Regions from separate parts of the Mus musculus genome. Here region 1 is linked to region 2. A link is a loop called in an ENCODE intact Hi-C map of the cell type or tissue named here. Cell type or tissue: gastrocnemius. All regions are shown on one strand. Each heading gives the region's core, and the rest is flanking DNA. Links, peaks and the distances in the headings are about the cores only. Region 1 overlaps Gpsm2 (G-protein signalling modulator 2 (AGS3-like, C. elegans)). Region 2 overlaps Aknad1 (AKNA domain containing 1).

Region 1 (8,529 bases), core at 1,448-6,447, 71 kb after region 2:
TTTCCGAATGGTTTCCTCTGATAATTCTTAGCTTTTCATTGGTTTCAATATTAGACAAACACAACAGGTTCAGATGACTCATCTAGCACCTTCCATGTAAAGGGAAGTTTTCAGTCATGAAAGACAAGAAGGAGCTTTATTAATGTCAAGCCTGCATATAAAGAAATGTAAATAGCTGTTTGAGGAGGTCTTTACCTGTGAATCCAGCACTCTGGAGACTGAGGCAGGAGAATCTCCAGTTTTTAAGGCCAACATGGGCTACATAGTGAGGCTGACTCAAGACAAAGAAAAGAATGAGGAAAAAAAAAATCTACAAGGTTAGCTGACTAAATCCCTGCGCCAGACTGGGCCCAGCATCAACATTCCGTCATGGACTGCGGAGGGGCTCTTGAGACCCCACCTCTTCCTGAAGAGCTGTAGGCAGTTAACAGTTGCTGGGAGACAGGAGTTGCATTGGTTGTAGCCACTGGTAAAGGTGCTCAGCTCAAGTAAAGGCCCCTCCTCGTGCTCTTTCAAGCAGCTCTAAGTTCAGTAGGTCAGCAACACCCCCCACACCCTTGCTTGTCGGGAGGAAGAATGGCTGGGCAGTGCGGGGAGGGGGTAAGAGAGGCTGTGGGCAAGAGTGCGCGTCTACTGTGTGGCACTGTGATGAGAGGATAAGTTAGCTCTAAGGATGTAGCTGGTTATATCCTAATTGGACTGATGTTATCTTCCTGTGTACTTAGTTCTTGCTTCCTCTGTCTAATTGATTTCATCTAATGCTGAAACAAAATGTCAGAACCTTGAGTATATTAACTTGATTGCCATTATAAGCTCATGTGTCCAAGGCACTGTCACCATTATAGAACAAGCACTAAACATTGGCTAGGTCTTTAGAATTGTTAAAAACCTGAGTATAAAGTTGAATGTTACCTGTTAGAGATTTGGGGTAAGTTTCCTGTTGTAAATCCAGAGTCGGTTTTGAAGCTTGCAGCTGGCTCTGTTGATCTGAGTCCTTACTTTTTCTAACTCCGTCAGATTTATTTTCTACTTTATAAACCCTAAGGACAGCCTGGTGTGCCATTCTCAGGAGGTCCATACATCTCCTATGTCAGTTTCTCATTGCTCTAAAGGTCCTACCTTGACTAGACTGGCCGGCCAGCAAGTCTGTGGACCATTCCTTCTCCAGTGCCGGGTGACAAGCATCTGCCACATCTGGCATTTATATATGGGTCGGGTCCTCATGCTTGTAAGGCAGGTGCTGTTATCAGCTAAGCTCTCTACCCCTACTGTGCCAGCAAAGCCCTCCATCTCCACCTCAGTTACTGACATTGGGATGTTTCTTGGCCTTTAGTTCTCTGTGAATCAAGATATTTGGTTCCTTTATTCTTTTAGACTGTAATTGCTTATGTGCGGTAAAAAATGGAAAGGGAGTAAGGCGTATGTCTGTGTGTGTGTGTGTGTGTGTGTGTGTGTGTGTGTGGTGGATGAGACTGATGTAGGTGGATGGAATAATGGATGGGTGGATTGAAACACTGCTTTAGATTGCCTCACTAGTAAAGTGGGTTACTCTACACAGGCCAGTTAGAACAAACTATATAAGACATTTAGCAACTCAGTTGAAGAGACCTCTGAGGCTCAGAAATCGGAGTAGGCACATTGGCTGTTGCTACAGTTAAGTTTACTCTTTTGTCAGTAACTTGTTTGTAATTCAACTAAGTGTTGGTTTGATTGGGGGTAGCCACAAAGTCCACATTTATTATAGTATTGGGAGTTAAAATCACTGATCCAGTTGTAATGTGTCTGTCATATATAATTCTGCAGAATGGAAGCTTCTTGCCTTGAGCTGGCCTTGGAAGGAGAACGTCTATGTAAATCAGGGGACTGCCGCGCTGGCGTGTCATTTTTTGAAGCCGCAGTTCAAGTTGGAACTGAAGACCTCAAAACACTCAGTGCTATTTACAGCCAACTGGGCAATGCTTACTTCTACTTGCATGACTACGCCAAAGCGTTAGAATACCACCACCATGACTTAACTCTTGCACGGTAATTTCAGCCTTTTATATTCTGTCTAAATTCACTCTTAAAACAAAACCTTCTATTCACCAACAGTATATCTGAAGTGTTTTAATTTATGATATTGCTTTTGAAAACTAACTTTTAGGCAAACTAGTAATGGAGCAACCCTAGAGTTTAATTAAATGCATGAAAATTAACTAGGGAAGGCTGTTTCAATTTGTATTTAAAATAGGTTCCAAGATGAATTCATTTTATCTTGGGTCGCTTGTCCCCTAGGAAAACTGGTCTTTTACGTCTTTGTCTCTTATGTTTTAAAAATAGTTTTAACATCATTTGTCTTTCAAATGTATTTTCCAGGACTATTGGAGACCAACTTGGGGAAGCTAAAGCCAGCGGCAATCTCGGAAACACCTTAAAGGTGCTTGGGAATTTTGATGAAGCGATAGTGTGTTGCCAGCGACACCTGGATATCTCCAGAGAGCTTAATGACAAGGTAATAAAGATGGCGGGCCAAGTGACGGTGACTTCGCTGAAGTAGTTTTGTGTTCTAGCACTACTTCCATGGTTTGCCTACAAAGGAAGGTGTGTTCATAGACAAAAGTCAAAGAGAAAACAAAAGTATTTTTAAAATAGGAGAAGCAAATAGCAAAAGAACCTTCTTTGTGAGTGAAATCACGTGTTTGACTTTCTGTGGATGGGCACTAGGGACCCGTCCTTTTCTTGATAATAGTACTGGGAATGTTGTACACATGGGGCCGGTAAGATGGCTCACTGGGTAAGGACACTTGCCGTGCAAGCCTGGTGACCTTGCTTCATTCCCGGAACCTGCAGAAGGCTGGAAGGGGCGCACTCTGAGTTCCACGTGTGCTGCGGCACACGCACTACCCACACACATCGTGCACACACACGTGGTGATAGCACATTAAGTCAGTACGTGGCAGAAGCAGTGAGAACCCCATGGCCTCTGACTTCAGAATGTAAGCTTTGTTGCCGTCTCCATCTAGGTGGGAGAAGCAAGAGCGCTCTACAATCTTGGAAATGTCTATCACGCCAAAGGGAAAAGCTTTGGTTGCCCGGGTCCGCAGGATACAGGAGAGTTTCCAGAAGACGTGAGAAATGCCCTACAGGCAGCTGTGGATCTCTATGAGTGAGTACAGTGTGGTCCTGTGGGCCCAGGCGCCTATGGGGTATGTGTTTACTCAGGAGATTTCCAAGTTTCTGAAAGATGTAAAAATTGTGAGATAATTAATTGACTGGGGTAGCACATGCCTTTCCTCCCTGTTTGAAAGTGGCCTGGTCTACATTTTGAATTCCAGGACAACATTGTGACCCCTATCTCAAACAAAACCAAAACCAAATACTGCAATCAATCAATCAATCAATAAAAGGCTAATATGAAGACTAGAAATAGTTGTTTAAATGTTATTAGTGCCAGAAATCTACAGTTTCACTGAAACTGCAGACTAGTGCCCCTTAGTGGTAAAAGCAAGAAATATCAGTGCTTAAATTTATTTGGGGTAAATTTAGTGTTTGACCAGAAGAGCTTCATAGACTTGCTTAGCTATAAGGCTTCAAGGTCATCTCTTGATGACTCTCAGTAAAGATCTACAGTAAATGTTTTAACGAATTAAGAATCCAACCATTTCACAACTGCCCTGCCTCAGAATGTACCTTTAAGCCCCTGCACATTATATATAAGCTTGCTTCTTTCTGATGAGTAAAGTTAACCCTAGGGCTGGAGTTATAGCTCTGTGGCTAGTCTTGCCTAGCACACATAGGCCCTGGCCTTACATCCACCGCTATGAGAAGAACAAACTACCTGTAAATGAGCTAAGAACTTTTCCTAAACTTACATTTTCACCACCTTTTGTCATCACTAAGGGAAAACCTGTCCTTAGTAACTGCTCTAGGTGACCGAGCAGCACAGGGGCGAGCCTTTGGGAACCTTGGCAACACACACTACCTCCTCGGCAACTTCAGGGATGCAGTTATAGCTCACGAGCAGGTAATCAGAAGGCCTGGGAGTCTGGTCATCTCCTCTATTAGGGGTGAGGGCCATGACCGGGATGGTCTTAAGTTTTGTGTATCTCTGATAAAAGTTTTCTCTTTCAGCGTCTCCTAATTGCAAAGGAGTTCGGAGATAAGGCGGCTGAGAGAAGAGCGTACAGCAACCTAGGAAATGCATACATATTCCTGGGTGAATTCGAAACTGCTTCCGAATACTACAAGTTAGTCAGATATTTTTTGTGGATGAATGTCAAATGAATAACTATGCATCCCATAAAATCACATTGGCTTTGGAGCCGAAACCTGGTTTTGATGATGTGTGTCAGCATCAGGGCCAAGACCTTCACACCTGTCTCACCTGTGGCAGGCATCAGGTCCTGGATCTGGGGTTGTTGTGAGAACTGGGTAGGAGGATGTGTTAAGAACTCAGCAACTTGTGCTAAGTACTTACCTGGTACACACAGTGCTCAAGAAACACTGTGCCCCCGTTTTATTGTTTTCTGAGAGTCTCACCTGGCGGCCTTGAATTGGCAATCCTGTCTCTATCTCCTTAGTGTTGTCATTGCAGACACACACCATCACATGTAGGCTTTCACCTGATACTTAGTGGCAGCTGTGTGACTTCTGTTATGTTTATTTTTGTCTTTAAAACTTTTTGTTTAAAGTTGTGAACTTCTCAAGTCTTTTATAAGCCCGTTGTAGCATGTATGGTGTGTATGCTTTATCTCACTCGGTTATGAGTTGTGGCCAACTTGTCTGAAGATAAAAGTTTTCAGAAAGCATAGGTCTTAGTGTCCACTGATGATCACCGAGTTTTTCCCTACTCCCCCAGACTCTTAGCCAGCGTTTACCCTTCTGCCTGCATTGACTGTCACCAAAGAGAAGGGGCGCTGTTCATTGCCAGCCAGGCTTCTGTGTCAGGGTCCCTCTGGACCAGCAGCAGGATAGCCAGGTTTAACCTGCTTCCAATTGTTGCCCTGTGCCTTCTGGACTATTCAGGGTTTTCTCTGCTTAGTGGGGTTTGAACACTCATCCAGACTGAACCTAAAGCACAGGGGGTGATTTGTGTTGAAGCTTTAGAGATTCCCAGGTGACAGAATTCACACAACAACAACAAAAACAGTCCTAGCTTTTTGGTGTATGCCTTTCCCAGACCAGTAATCTAGTCCCATTTCTAGAAGTGCCTATCTTTAGTAAACTTTCTCTCTTTTTTTGTTATTTAAAAAAGAAAAATCTGGCACACACCCTTAAGCAGTATGGGCAGGTGCATCACTCTGAACTTGATGCCAGCCTCATCTACAAAGTGACTTTCAGACCAGTTTGAGGTACACAGTGAGACCTGTCTCACATAAAGAGAAAAGAAAAGGCTAAAGTTGTTTTAGACCATCTAAAACATTAAAGGATGCCGTCTGTCTTTAAATATCTGCCCATGGTTAATATTTGTTGGTTGATTATTGATTAGCTGAGTGATTCTCTGCCTTCCCAGTGCTGCGATCCTTTAATACAGTTCCTCACGTTGTGGTGACCCCCAACCAGAAAATGATTTTGTTGCTACTTTATAACTAACTAGTTTTGCTAGTTATGAATCATAAAGTAAATATCTGATATGCAGGATATCTGGTAGCCGCTCCCTGTGTTGTTGTTGTTGTTTTACTTTAAAACATCTTTTCACTTTCTCTAAAGTAATAGAAAATATATTGGACCTTAATACAGACTTATATAAAAGGCAGCAAAAAGCAACAGAGGTAGAAAATGTTAATATGATTCTTAGGACCAGAATTTAAAATGAGCGTTATGTGAATTGGTTTCAGGAAGACACTGCTGCTGGCTCGGCAGCTTAAAGACAGAGCCGTGGAAGCTCAGTCTTGCTACAGTCTTGGGAATACATACACTTTGCTTCAGGACTACGAGAAGGCCATCGATTACCACCTAAAGCACTTAGCAATCGCCCAAGAGCTCAAGGATCGGTGAGTTCGGCACTCTGCTCCTAAGTTCTGGTAAACGCAGATGCACTCACTGATAAGCACTCTGGCTTCCCCCTGGCTCTTTCTGTCTGTCACCCTCCTAAGGAGTGTCCTGTTTGATGAGACTCCACTGCATGTTACTCTTTTTTTTTTTTTTAATTATTTTCATTTTATGTACATTGGTGATTTGACTGCATGTATGTTTGCCTGAGGGTGTTGGATCCACTGGAACAGGAGTTGTAGACAGTAGTGAGCTGCCATGTGGGTGCTGGGAATTGAACCCAGGTCCTCTGGAAGAGGCCTCTTAACCGCTGAGCTCTCTCTCCAGCCCCGCATGTTACTGTGTCAAGGGCCAGCCTGTGGCCAAGCATTAGTGGGGATGCATAGGACTTTGAGTCTGAGTGAGTGACTAGGTCGCAAGCTTAGCTGCCTTCCCAGAAGTTGTCCTGTGAAGCTCAGTGGGCATTTTGGAGAACTTAGAAAATGCTGAGGTCAAGGGATACCTGCCACTTAGCTCCAGCAGTGTCGCCTGTGGGGAACACGGGTCCTCAATAGAAGTTAGAAGTCCTGTGACAGAGATGGATCTGCCTGTTGAGTGCTGGTGCTAAGTCGATTGTTTTGGTTTGCATTTATTTATTTTTATTGTTTTTCTCTATATGGAAAACAACATCTATGGAATGTTAGTCTGCAATATTTATTTGAGAAGATAGATTTTTACCTCAATTTGAGAAAGAACTTTTCAGTGTAGTTATTCAAAATGAAGTAGATGTAGGGGAGCGAATTTTGCTAACTGTTCCCTCCCCCGATCCTGGGTTCGGACTACACCGAATGCTTACTGATAAGGCTGTAATAGGAAGATAATGTGGTTAGGATACAAGTCCTCTCCCTGAGAATTGTTGTTTCATGATGCAATGAGTGTGTGTTGTGTGTGTGTTTTGTTGTTGTTGTTGTGAGACAGATCTCACTGTGTTAGCCCCGGCTGTTCTGGAACTCACTATGTAGGCCAGGCTAGCCTCAAAATCAGAGCTCTGCCAGCCTCTGCCCCCTGAACGCTGATTAAAAATACCACTGTGTATTTGTAAAGGATCTTTCCACGTTTTAATATTTGACTTTGAGTTTGATACTCAGTATTCTCATTTCTCTGCCTAGAATCTGCATCGCTCTAGCTGAAAGGTTAAGTAAGCCCAAGGCATATTTTATACCGTTAATCATTGCTGGGTCGCTTTATCCTCTGTGAGGACCTCTTTTTGGATAGCTCCGTGTTAACGTTGAGTTCTGTTTTAGGATTGGTGAAGGAAGAGCGTGTTGGAGCTTAGGAAACGCATACACAGCTCTGGGAAATCATGACCAAGCAATGCATTTTGCTGAAAAGCACTTGGAAATTTCAAGAGAGGTATGAAACAAAAGAAATCGCCATGCATCCTGTTAGACTTTTCAAGTCAGTGACGGGGTAGGGTGTTTTCCCAGTGTTCAGAGAGCTGTGTAAACAGATAGATGACTGTATTGCTGGACCTAGGGAGACAGCACAGTGAGCTGAGCCACGTGGGGATAGGATGCTATTACTCCATCCTCTTTGTTTCATGTCATAGTTTTTAAAGAAAATATTGGTTAGAACTAAGGACTGACTGGCTCGTGTTACACCTGATGGGTATTTGAGCTTAGATACCTCTTCTCAGCTTCATGTCCCGTCCCTCGTATAGGAAATGGGAATGGCCATAGATCCTGTGGAAGTTGGGTATGTACGTATGTATGTATGTGTGCATGCATGCACGCATTCGTGCATACACACATGTGCATGGTGAACTAATGTCACTCTGACGTGGAAAATGCTTGTGGTTACAGGTTGGGGACAAAAGTGGTGAACTGACTGCGCGGCTGAACCTCTCAGACCTGCAGATGGTTCTTGGTCTGAGCTACAGCACAAATAATTCCATGATGTCTGAGAACATTGAAATTGATGGCAGCTTACATGGTAGGTAGCACCCTGAAAACCCCACTTCTTTCAGAAAAATTTAAAAAATAAATTTTTTTAAGTTGCTAGGAAGCATGTCGATTGCACGTAGAGTACATGTGTGACTTCTCCCACCCTTCTTGGTTTTTCAGTTCAGTTAAACCTGTCAGCATATAGAACATAGCATTTTATAGTTCTTACTGAGAACATAGGAATACTGAAGGTATAATTATTTACTTTGGTTAAAGAATATATAGTCAAGTGCTGTTAAATTAACTTACAGGGTAATTCAGAAGTGTATAAATATGACGATGCTAGAACTGAAACCTTTTGTCTACCTTTTTTTAATTCAAATAGTTATAATATATTTGGGTTTTAGTAAACGCCATCCATTTCACTTCTGGTAAAACAGCTTGGGGTTGTTGTCTCTTTTTTAAAGTCAGGAAATCATCTACCTGTATCTATCAGCTGCTCAGACCTTGACTCTGGAATACATTTTTAAAGCTTGACTCTATGAACCACAGGCATGGCTAAGTGGGTAAAGCACCTGCTGACAAGCCCTGTGACCCAGGTCCAAAGCCCCAGAACCTGTGTGGTAGATGGAGAGAA
Region 2 (8,529 bases), core at 2,425-7,424:
CTCAAGTTCCTTCTGTCAGTTATAACACGACTGTGATAAGTAACACTTCAGGTGCTGAGGAACCCCCTCCTCACCTTCCTCGGTCCTCCTCCCTCCTCCCTCCTCCCTCCTCCCTCCTCCCTCCTCCCTCCTCCCTCCTCCCTTCCCACTCTGGTCTCAGTCTCTGGTATCTCAGAGAGAGGCTCTGCTCCTTTCCACCAGACAACGGCAATCAGCAGAGACTGTTCCTCAATGTTGGTCATGAACACAGGTGCTAATGACGTCGATCTCAAGGGGCAGTTGTCTGTAAATGTGGCTTGGAGATTACTGGAAACAGAAACACACATCTAAAATGGATTCAGTTCTAGACCAGACTGCAGATCACCATCAGACGACTACACTGTCTCTCAGATGAGGAGCCCCGAGAGGCGGGTCCATCAGCTCCCTTTCCTGAAGGGTCTTTTTCAAGACTGAAGGAAAGTTGCTCTCTCATGGTATCTACACCCGTAAGACACTCCAGATCTCCTAAGGGAGTTCAGGATCACACGCCAGTGATTCTGTGGCAGTTCTCATATGTGGATTAGAAGTCCAGGTCTGGAATATGGTTCAGTAATAGGTCATTTGCCTTACCTGTGTGAGGCTCCAGGCTCCATTCCTAGTACCGTAGAAGGAAGAGAAGAAAGGAGGAGGGTATCAGGGGGATAGGAGAAAGGGGACGTAGAGGAGGAAGAGAGGCCGAAAGACCAAGAAGATAGTAAAGAAGCCCACTGTGGGCCTTCTGCAGGATCATAGTGGCTCACTTGACTTGTCACCTGGGGAGGTGGCAGAGGAGCCTGACTAAGTCACATAAGTGGCATCCTTTGGTCTCTGGCATTGGTAGTTGTGAAAAGTGAGAAACATTCTGCCTGATGCTCACCTCAGAGAGGAAGAATTCTAGAGGGATGGAGGAAAGGACCTCTCTGTCAGAGGAGTGGGCGTAGCTGGCTGCTGAATGAACCGGGATGTAGCTCCTCCCTGGCTCTCCTCCTCCCAGCATCCTCAGGCCTGGCTTTTAGTACTTATCACATTTGCTTTGAGCTTTCGTCTCTTGGGTCCAAGTCCTTTTCAATTAGGGACGTCTTGGGAGGGAGGTGCTGTGTCTCGGTCATCTTTATAAACAAATGTGGAGTTTCCATTTTTTCCCAACGATTGCAAATGTTTGCATTAGAAATTAACAACAGCATGCCTGAGGAATGTACTCTGGACAATGAGTGGGGAGAGTGATAGAGTCAGCCATTCGTTGGTTCGGAGTGTGTGCTTGCCGCAGACTTGACAGGTACAGCAGCTCTAACTTCAGAGCCTCCATGGCACCGATAGCAGTCACCAGTCCCCAGCCCCTGCTCAGCCTCTTTGCCACCCCCATGCAGACCTGAATTTGGAAGTGTCTCATAAGTGCAGGAGACCCAGGCAGCCTTCTAGAGAGGGCCGACAAATGCGGTTACTGACACAGACAGGGTTATACAGGAGATGTACTTACAAGATGCAGAGATTTTATTTTCATATAAGAAGTGAGGCTGGACAAAGATATATCCTCCACCATGATTTAAGTCATCTTGTCCTGGAGTGTTATATCTATAATAAAATTCTAAAAGGAAAAGATTGAAGATACAGTCTCTTCCCTGGGAAAGATGACTCTCTCTACCGACCCCTCCTGGAGTCAAGCCATCTCACCTTTTGGTGGGTCTTCCTCACAGACTCTCTGGGAGTTCTGAGTCTTGCTTCCGTAGGCTTCACATTTGTTACTCTGGAGCCCAGTACCAGGATCAGGACAAAAGTCGGGTCCTGGATCAGTACCTAAAAAGGTGCCCAGAGTGTAGGTTTGTTAAGCACAGTCATGCAAAGTATGGAGAGCAGAGCGCCGATGTGCTGGGCATACTGTGGCTTTGACCACGCCAAGGAAGACCAGGGTATTCAGAAGGGCAGGCCCAGGCAGGGGAGCGTGTAAGCATGAGTCACAGATGGGGTGAGTGTAAGACCTGGGGTTGAAACCTGCCTCTGCCACTTATTAGCTGTGTTGATTCTTTCATATCTTTTAACTATCTTATCTACCTATCTATCTATCTATCTACCTACCTACCTATCTACCTATCTTCTATTTATTTATCGAAGCAGGCTCTCCCTACATAGCTCTGGATGCCCCAAAACTCACTCTGTAGACCAGGCTAGCCTCAAACTCACATAGATCCCTTTGTCTTCTGAGTGCTGGGATTAAACGTGTGCACCACCACACCCAGCCAGTACTCTCTTTGAAAGATGGCACCTAGGCTAGGGTTTGACAGTAGAACATTTGCCTGGCATACATAATGCCCTGGGTTCCATCTCACCACTACAGGGGAAAGGAAGGTGTTGGTCTGAACCCTCGAGTATGGGTTTGTGTCTAACAAAATGAAGCCACAATGATAGTCTAATACCCTTCCCCCTCCCTCATCCTTGCTTGTGAGGAAGCTGTCTGTCAGATATCAGTGACAAGCAGAATGGCCTGTTAGAGGCTCCATTGAGTCTCCCTATCAAAGACCATGTGAGCCAGATCCTCTGGTCTCTAGTGAAACCTTCAGGCAATCTCAGCCCTGACAGATATCCTTCTAGGGAACTCTGCACCTGAACCCTTCACTTGTTCCCAAATACCAGAGCCACAGAAATTGCCAGGTAATGCTGGTTACTATTTTGAGTCATTAGGTTCTGGGGTACATTGTTATCAAGTGGGAGGGGACACCAGGTCTTTGAACCAGTTAATTTCTCTGAGTTGTATTTCCTTACCCGTAAAATAAATATAATTCCCATCTTACAAAGGTATTGTAATAATGAAAAGATACTATGTCGATGCTCCTTGCCTTAACATTGAGGGCTCTAGGGGATGGAGAGCTAATTCAGAAGTTAAGAGCATTCGTTGTTCTCACGGAAGGGCGTTGGTTCCCAGATCCAAATGGGCGCTCAACACAGTCTGTTACTCCAGTTCCAGGGGATCCGATGCCCTCTCCTGGCTTCCACTACTGTGAGATATGCATGTGCTGTGCATATACACACAGTCAAACATACACTTAAAAACTAGTAAGTCAGGCATGCTGGTGCATGCTTTTATTCTCAGCACTTGGGAGGCAGAGGTAGACAGATCTCTGTGAGTTAGAGGCCAACCTGGTCTACATAGTGAATTCCAGGATAGTCAGAGCTATGTAGACCAGCTCAAATAAATACATCTTTTTAAAAAATGTGTTTTTTATCTTTTTATATGGTTTTTATCTACTATATATAAGAACATAAGTCATTTTATGTACCATAAAAAAAATTCTCCCAGAGGCACACATGGCTGCTAAAGCCCATAATAATACCACTTGGGAGGCAAAGGCAGGAGGCTCAGGAGTCCAAGGCTGACCTCATCTGCACAGAAAGTTTGAGGCCAGCCTGGGCCACATGAGGCCTTGTCTCAAAATTAAAAAAAAAAAAAAAAAAAAAAAAAAAAAGAAGCCTTCCCCAGTATGAAATCACCATAGAATATTTAGTCCCAGCTACAGATAGACAGACTCGGAAAGGTATCTTAGTATGTAACGTGTAAAACAGATCAGGATCCAGATCTTCCTCAGGCTAAATGATCAGTTCTGAGGATTTTTAAAGTTTAAATTGAGACATTACAAATACTTTATTGTTTCATTTAAAAATAACAAGGGCTGGGGATGTGGGTCAGTAGCGGAGCACCCACTTAGCATGTGTGAAGCCCCGAAGTCAAACCTCTGCACCATCAGTGACAGCAGCAAGAAGTGGACAGTGCCACCTGCCTGTCATCCTAACTGCCTACAGCATAGGTAACATGGCAAGACATCCCCTTTGAAAAAGAAATATAAGTAATGAGTTCATCTTAACACAGTCTTATATTTTCAGAAAAAAAAGTTCCAAAAATGAAACCCAAAGCTAATGAGAAGTGTCGTTATTTTATGCTTTGGTAACTATCACACACACACACACATACACACACACACACACACACAAGTATACACTCAGGTGTTCATGGAGGGCCAGAACAGGGCTTTCGATTTCGGTTGAGCCTCCCAAACTTGAGTTCTGGGAACTGAACCCTGGTCCTCTGCAAGGCCAATAAGCATTCCTCACTGCTGAGACATCTTTCCAGTCCTCCAAAGCTCTTATTTGAAAGTATACCATCCCCAGAGAGGTCAATTCAGAACCAAGTGGGATCTAACAAGATGCTGAGTGCCCGCAAGGCTCTGGACACAGGGAGCATGCGCATAAGCATGCTGTGTCATCTCTGGCTTGCACCTCCAGCTCAGCTATGAGGAACCGATGCTGGCAAGTGCAGGAGCTGCCTAAGCAGGCAGGCCTCTGGGTCACCTCTCTATCACCCGCAGCGGTTTGGCCAGGGTACGCTCCTCAGCTTTAAACTGTCTACAGAGAGAGGTTCTCATGAGTCTCACGTACTCACGCCCTCTTTGCCTGCTCCCACCCACAGCTCCCTCTGCCTCTGTGCGATGCATGGGGATGAGTCAGCTGCGCCTTCCACAAGCCTGGTAACTTACCCGGTGCAGTTATGAGTCCGGCTCAGAGCGCAAGTTGCCGGGCATAACTAGAAGCATGTACTGGTACTTTACTCTGCTTAACCACTCCTTAAACAACCCATTACTAGTTCTTCATGTTTTGAGAAAGGGAAACAAACATCATCCTAGTCAAATGTCATGCTATCGCAATGGCAGATGGCAAGCCGGGACTCACAGTGAGGGATCACTAACAACTATGTACACCCAACCCCTCCAACTTACCGAGAGCCGAGTCTTGGGGCAGTGTTTTTTCATGGATGCTACTGGAAAACTTCCCACAGTTAGTTCTTCTGTGGCCCCTTTTCTCCATTTTCTGTTTCCTTAAAAAAGAAAAAAAATAATGTCTCAAAAATTTAGCACTAGTGTGGGAAAAATGAAGACTTAAATTTCCCTGGTATTCTCCAGGCTGGTGAGGTAGTTCAGTGGATAAGGTTGCTTGCCACCAAGCCTGATGGCTTAGGTTTGATCCTCAGAGCCTACATCATGTAGGTAGACAACTGACATCTACAAGTTGACCTCTACCCTCCACATATAGGGCTTGGTACATGCACACACACACAAAAATAACAAGAATTATAATTATAATTGTTATAATTCTGTACTACAAATTCTTTTTTTCTTCATAATACCATATCACAATTTTGTGTGTGTGTGTGTGTGTGTGTGTGTGTGTGTGTGTGTTGTGGATTTTTGGTTGGTTGGTTGCTTTTATTATTTTCAGGCAAGATCTCACACTAATCCAAGCTGGTCTGTAACAGCAATTCTCCTGCCTCCAACCTTCGGTACTGGGACTTCAGGTCAAGCCATCTCAGAACAATTCTTGTTTAGGGAAGAAGGCACACTATACATTAGCACTGGTACACATCGCTCTAAGTACATGCTAAACAGAGTCCAGCAAAGTGGATTTTGTGGCTGGGAGCCTGGAGTTCACTTAATAGCATATAGCCACCAGGGGGCATCAGAAAGACACAACTACTATCAGGAGACTTCTCTGGCCTGTGTAGTTTCAGCCTCCGCACAGATTCTAACTCCTCCAAAAGAATTTTAATTAATTACAGCTCTTAACAACTCTCTTGCTCAGCCCCGGGATACACTAACAGTCCCTGGAGGAGAGTGCATGTTCTTGTGTGAAAGGCATGGAGTCTAGGACATCCTGAGACAGATGGGACAGGTTTGCCCATGGCTGGTTGAAGAACTTGGCAGCATTGCTGAGCAAACATATTTCCCTCCCTCCAGCTGTGCCTGAGACTGATGGTCATGGAGAGAGGACCCCATTTGGGGTTGGAAGCCAGGCTCTTTCCAGCCCTTTCCAGCCCTTCCCTACTCTTGGAAAAACATGTCCTCCTCCTGAGTCATATATTTCCTCACACCTCATTCTGTCTCCACCCTCTGCCTCCGAGGCCTGTGAACATCTGCTCTCTGAGTGGAAAGCTTGGATATGGTTCAAGTGAGTTCAGGCCAACGCATCGATTACATTTCTCTGCCACTCTTAGACTTCTCTCCTCACTCAGATCTGGCCAAACAGAAGAGCCAAGAGCAATTCTACAGGAGGCGGCCATTTTCCAGGGAGACAAAACCGGTAACGTTTACTCTCCAATCCCAAGGCCTGCATCAGAGACAGAGCTCGGGATGTGCATTGATATATCCCATCAGAGTGTTTGCATTTAGGCAAGGCACATCATAAAGACTACAACCTGCTGACGACAGTAAATGGGGACTTAGATGAAGACTGCACAGCGAATAATGCCTCGGGACTATTACGGAGGTTATGATTCCAGTTCCCAAGTCATATTGTACCCAGTAACTTCCCACAGCGAAGTCACGAAGTCTCGGGTGTGATTTTACTTTCCTCCCTCCCCCCTCCCCTGCCCCCCTTTTAAACACTCACTCTGGAACACTAGCCCCAGCAGAGGCTGATATATTTTTGTTTTTGGACTTAAACTAGGAATTTGGAAAAGAAACAATTGATATTTTACACTTAATCAATTTTTTTTTTTAATTTTTGAGTCAGAGTCTCATCCTGGAACTATGTAGACCAAGCTGGCCTCTAACTCATAGAGATCTCCCTGCCTCTCCTAGGATTAAAGGTGTGTCACCACGCCCAGCAATCAAAGTCTTTTATAAATGTCAAAATATTTCATTAGGCCTAATAAAAATCTTTTTTTAAAGATTCTCAAATCTGGATTGCTAGTTAATTCAATCCACTAAAAAAAAAAAAAAAAAAAAAAAAAAAAAAAAAAAACAATCCCAAGCCTGGGCTGCCCAGGTGAGTAAACTCAGTGGTACCCTGTGTTTAAGGGATCGATCAGAGCTGCAGTGGGACCAAAGGCTGGAAGCTCTCGCTAGTCCATGCCAGGCAATTCATAGGGCTTTGGAGCCCAACCCCACGCTCTCTCTTTCTCTAGGGACAGAAACTTAATAAAGCACTCATGACAGGTCACTCCCATGGGACAGGTCACTCCCACGGAGGCTGGCTCTCTTAACAGGAAGCTACAGTCCTCCAGACCTCACCATCTACTCCTATCAGAGGATGTACTTAAACAGTGGTTGCAAACAGTTCCTCCCTCCCTGACTCTTGACCTTTCCAGGTAAAGCAGCTGAGGTAAAGCACTAGGAAGTGGTGCCTCTCCTAACTGATAGGAGCTACAAACAAATGTCCCGCAACCACCTCGGAAGCCAGCTGTTGTTTCAAGGGGTGTTTCAAAGCGGTACTGACTTCTCTTTAGGGTTTTATAGCTTACAGCTTGTTAATGCCAGAGGATTTTTGATTTTTTCCTTATGAATTCAAAGATCTGTCTAGAGAAGAGGAATGGAGCTTGCTTTCGATGAGACCCAGTAGGAAAGACTCTGTGTGTGTGTGTGTGTGTGTGTGTGTGTGTGTGTGTGTGTGTGTGTGTGTGATGAAGGAGTATGTCAATGCACACACTGACCGACAGAGGCGACTGCTGTTTACCTTATTGCCTTGAGACAGGGTTCCCTGATGAACTGGAAGGCTGACCGGCCTCCTTCTGGGGTAGGGCTATAGCTCTGTGGCAGAACCCTTGCATAGCATGGATTTGTTTGATCCTTGCAACAAAAGAAAATCCCTACAACACCCCAAATCTGTTCATCCTGGGGTGAAGGGTGGAGGACTTGGAAAGTGAGCTCAGTGTGGGCTCTGCTTCCTGTCTGGAAGAGCTGCCTGGCAGTTGTCTCTGGTCCTGATGTGGCCAGGTCATCCAGGTCTGACCTCATCCTGAGCTGTGTGTGCTTTGTGGCCCAGGAGAATCTTAACAGTGCCGGAGGAAAGCAGGCCTTTACAAAGATGGTGGCATACCATCCCCACTGTGCTTCCTGATGCCCACTCCTTGGTGGGTGGGGCTTCTTGAGGATGGGTAGGAGGCCGTGGTGGGTTCATAATTCCAGTGAGAGTGGATGCTAGCTATGCCAAGCCATTGGTTAGCTACTGAGGCCTGCATCAAGGGACTGGGCTCCCTCACCATGAAAATCTGCCATTGCTGGTTCTTTACTGCAGAGAGCATCAACATCCTTGCAGTTTTGAAAATAACGAACACGACTCACCCCGCCTACCATGCCAGAGTTGCTAGGAGGGGCTAGTTCGGTAGGAGCCATGCTTTAAAGTGTCCCAGGTGATTCTGATGAGCATTGCCCTAAGGAGGCGTACCCCTCAGCACCTGCAACATGCTCTTCAGTTGAACATTGCCCATCGTGGGTATTTCTGCTCACACTGAAGACTTGATCTCACTTGCACTGCTATCCATGGTGAGCAACAGTCTTTCCCGGGCTGGGGAGATGGCTCGGATGGTAAGAATACTTCTTGTACAAGCATGAGGGTCTGAGTTCGAGTCCCCAAACAAACTCCTACCAAATGCACGGCATGGCTGCAGAGGTCTGTATCCCTAGCATTTACAGGCGTGTGTGTGTGTGTGTGTGTGTGTGTGTGTGTGTCACATGCCACAGTGCATGTGTC

The links. Hi-C counts contacts between places; a loop is a spot of excess contacts. Peaks named below come from ENCODE experiments on the same cell type or tissue, not always from the same donor. Only the 100,000 strongest peaks of a DNase experiment are listed, where the experiment ranks them.
Region 1: it touches region 2 in a loop (7-fold over the local background); 24 of 42 quality-filtered maps call a loop at or near these places.

The regions. Positions count from the first base shown.
Region 1 is chr3:108,696,361-108,704,889 of GRCm38, reverse strand. It overlaps Gpsm2 (G-protein signalling modulator 2 (AGS3-like, C. elegans)), which reads left to right. Exons shown (of 15, transcript NM_029522.2): 3 at 1,804-2,025; 4 at 2,356-2,491; 5 at 3,003-3,145; 6 at 3,880-4,003; 7 at 4,111-4,226; 8 at 5,817-5,972; 9 at 7,254-7,362; 10 at 7,812-7,941. Among named protein-coding and RNA genes, the nearest start is that of Gpsm2, 22 kb to the left of the region's middle. In gastrocnemius, for the core only: a CTCF peak has its summit at 3,479 (motif pointing left); no DNase peak of the experiment used is centred there; H3K27ac peaks cover 201 bases.
Region 2 is chr3:108,768,260-108,776,788 of GRCm38, reverse strand. Aknad1 (AKNA domain containing 1) reads right to left here. Exons shown (of 12, transcript NM_177859.3): 7 at 4,782-4,879; 8 at 1,690-1,812; 9 at 1,496-1,603. Among named protein-coding and RNA genes, the nearest start is that of Aknad1, 33 kb to the right of the region's middle. In gastrocnemius, for the core only: CTCF peaks have their summits at 3,809 and 5,507 (motif pointing right); DNase peaks (open chromatin) are centred at 5,540 and 5,766; H3K4me3 peaks cover 442 bases; H3K27ac peaks cover 2,593 bases.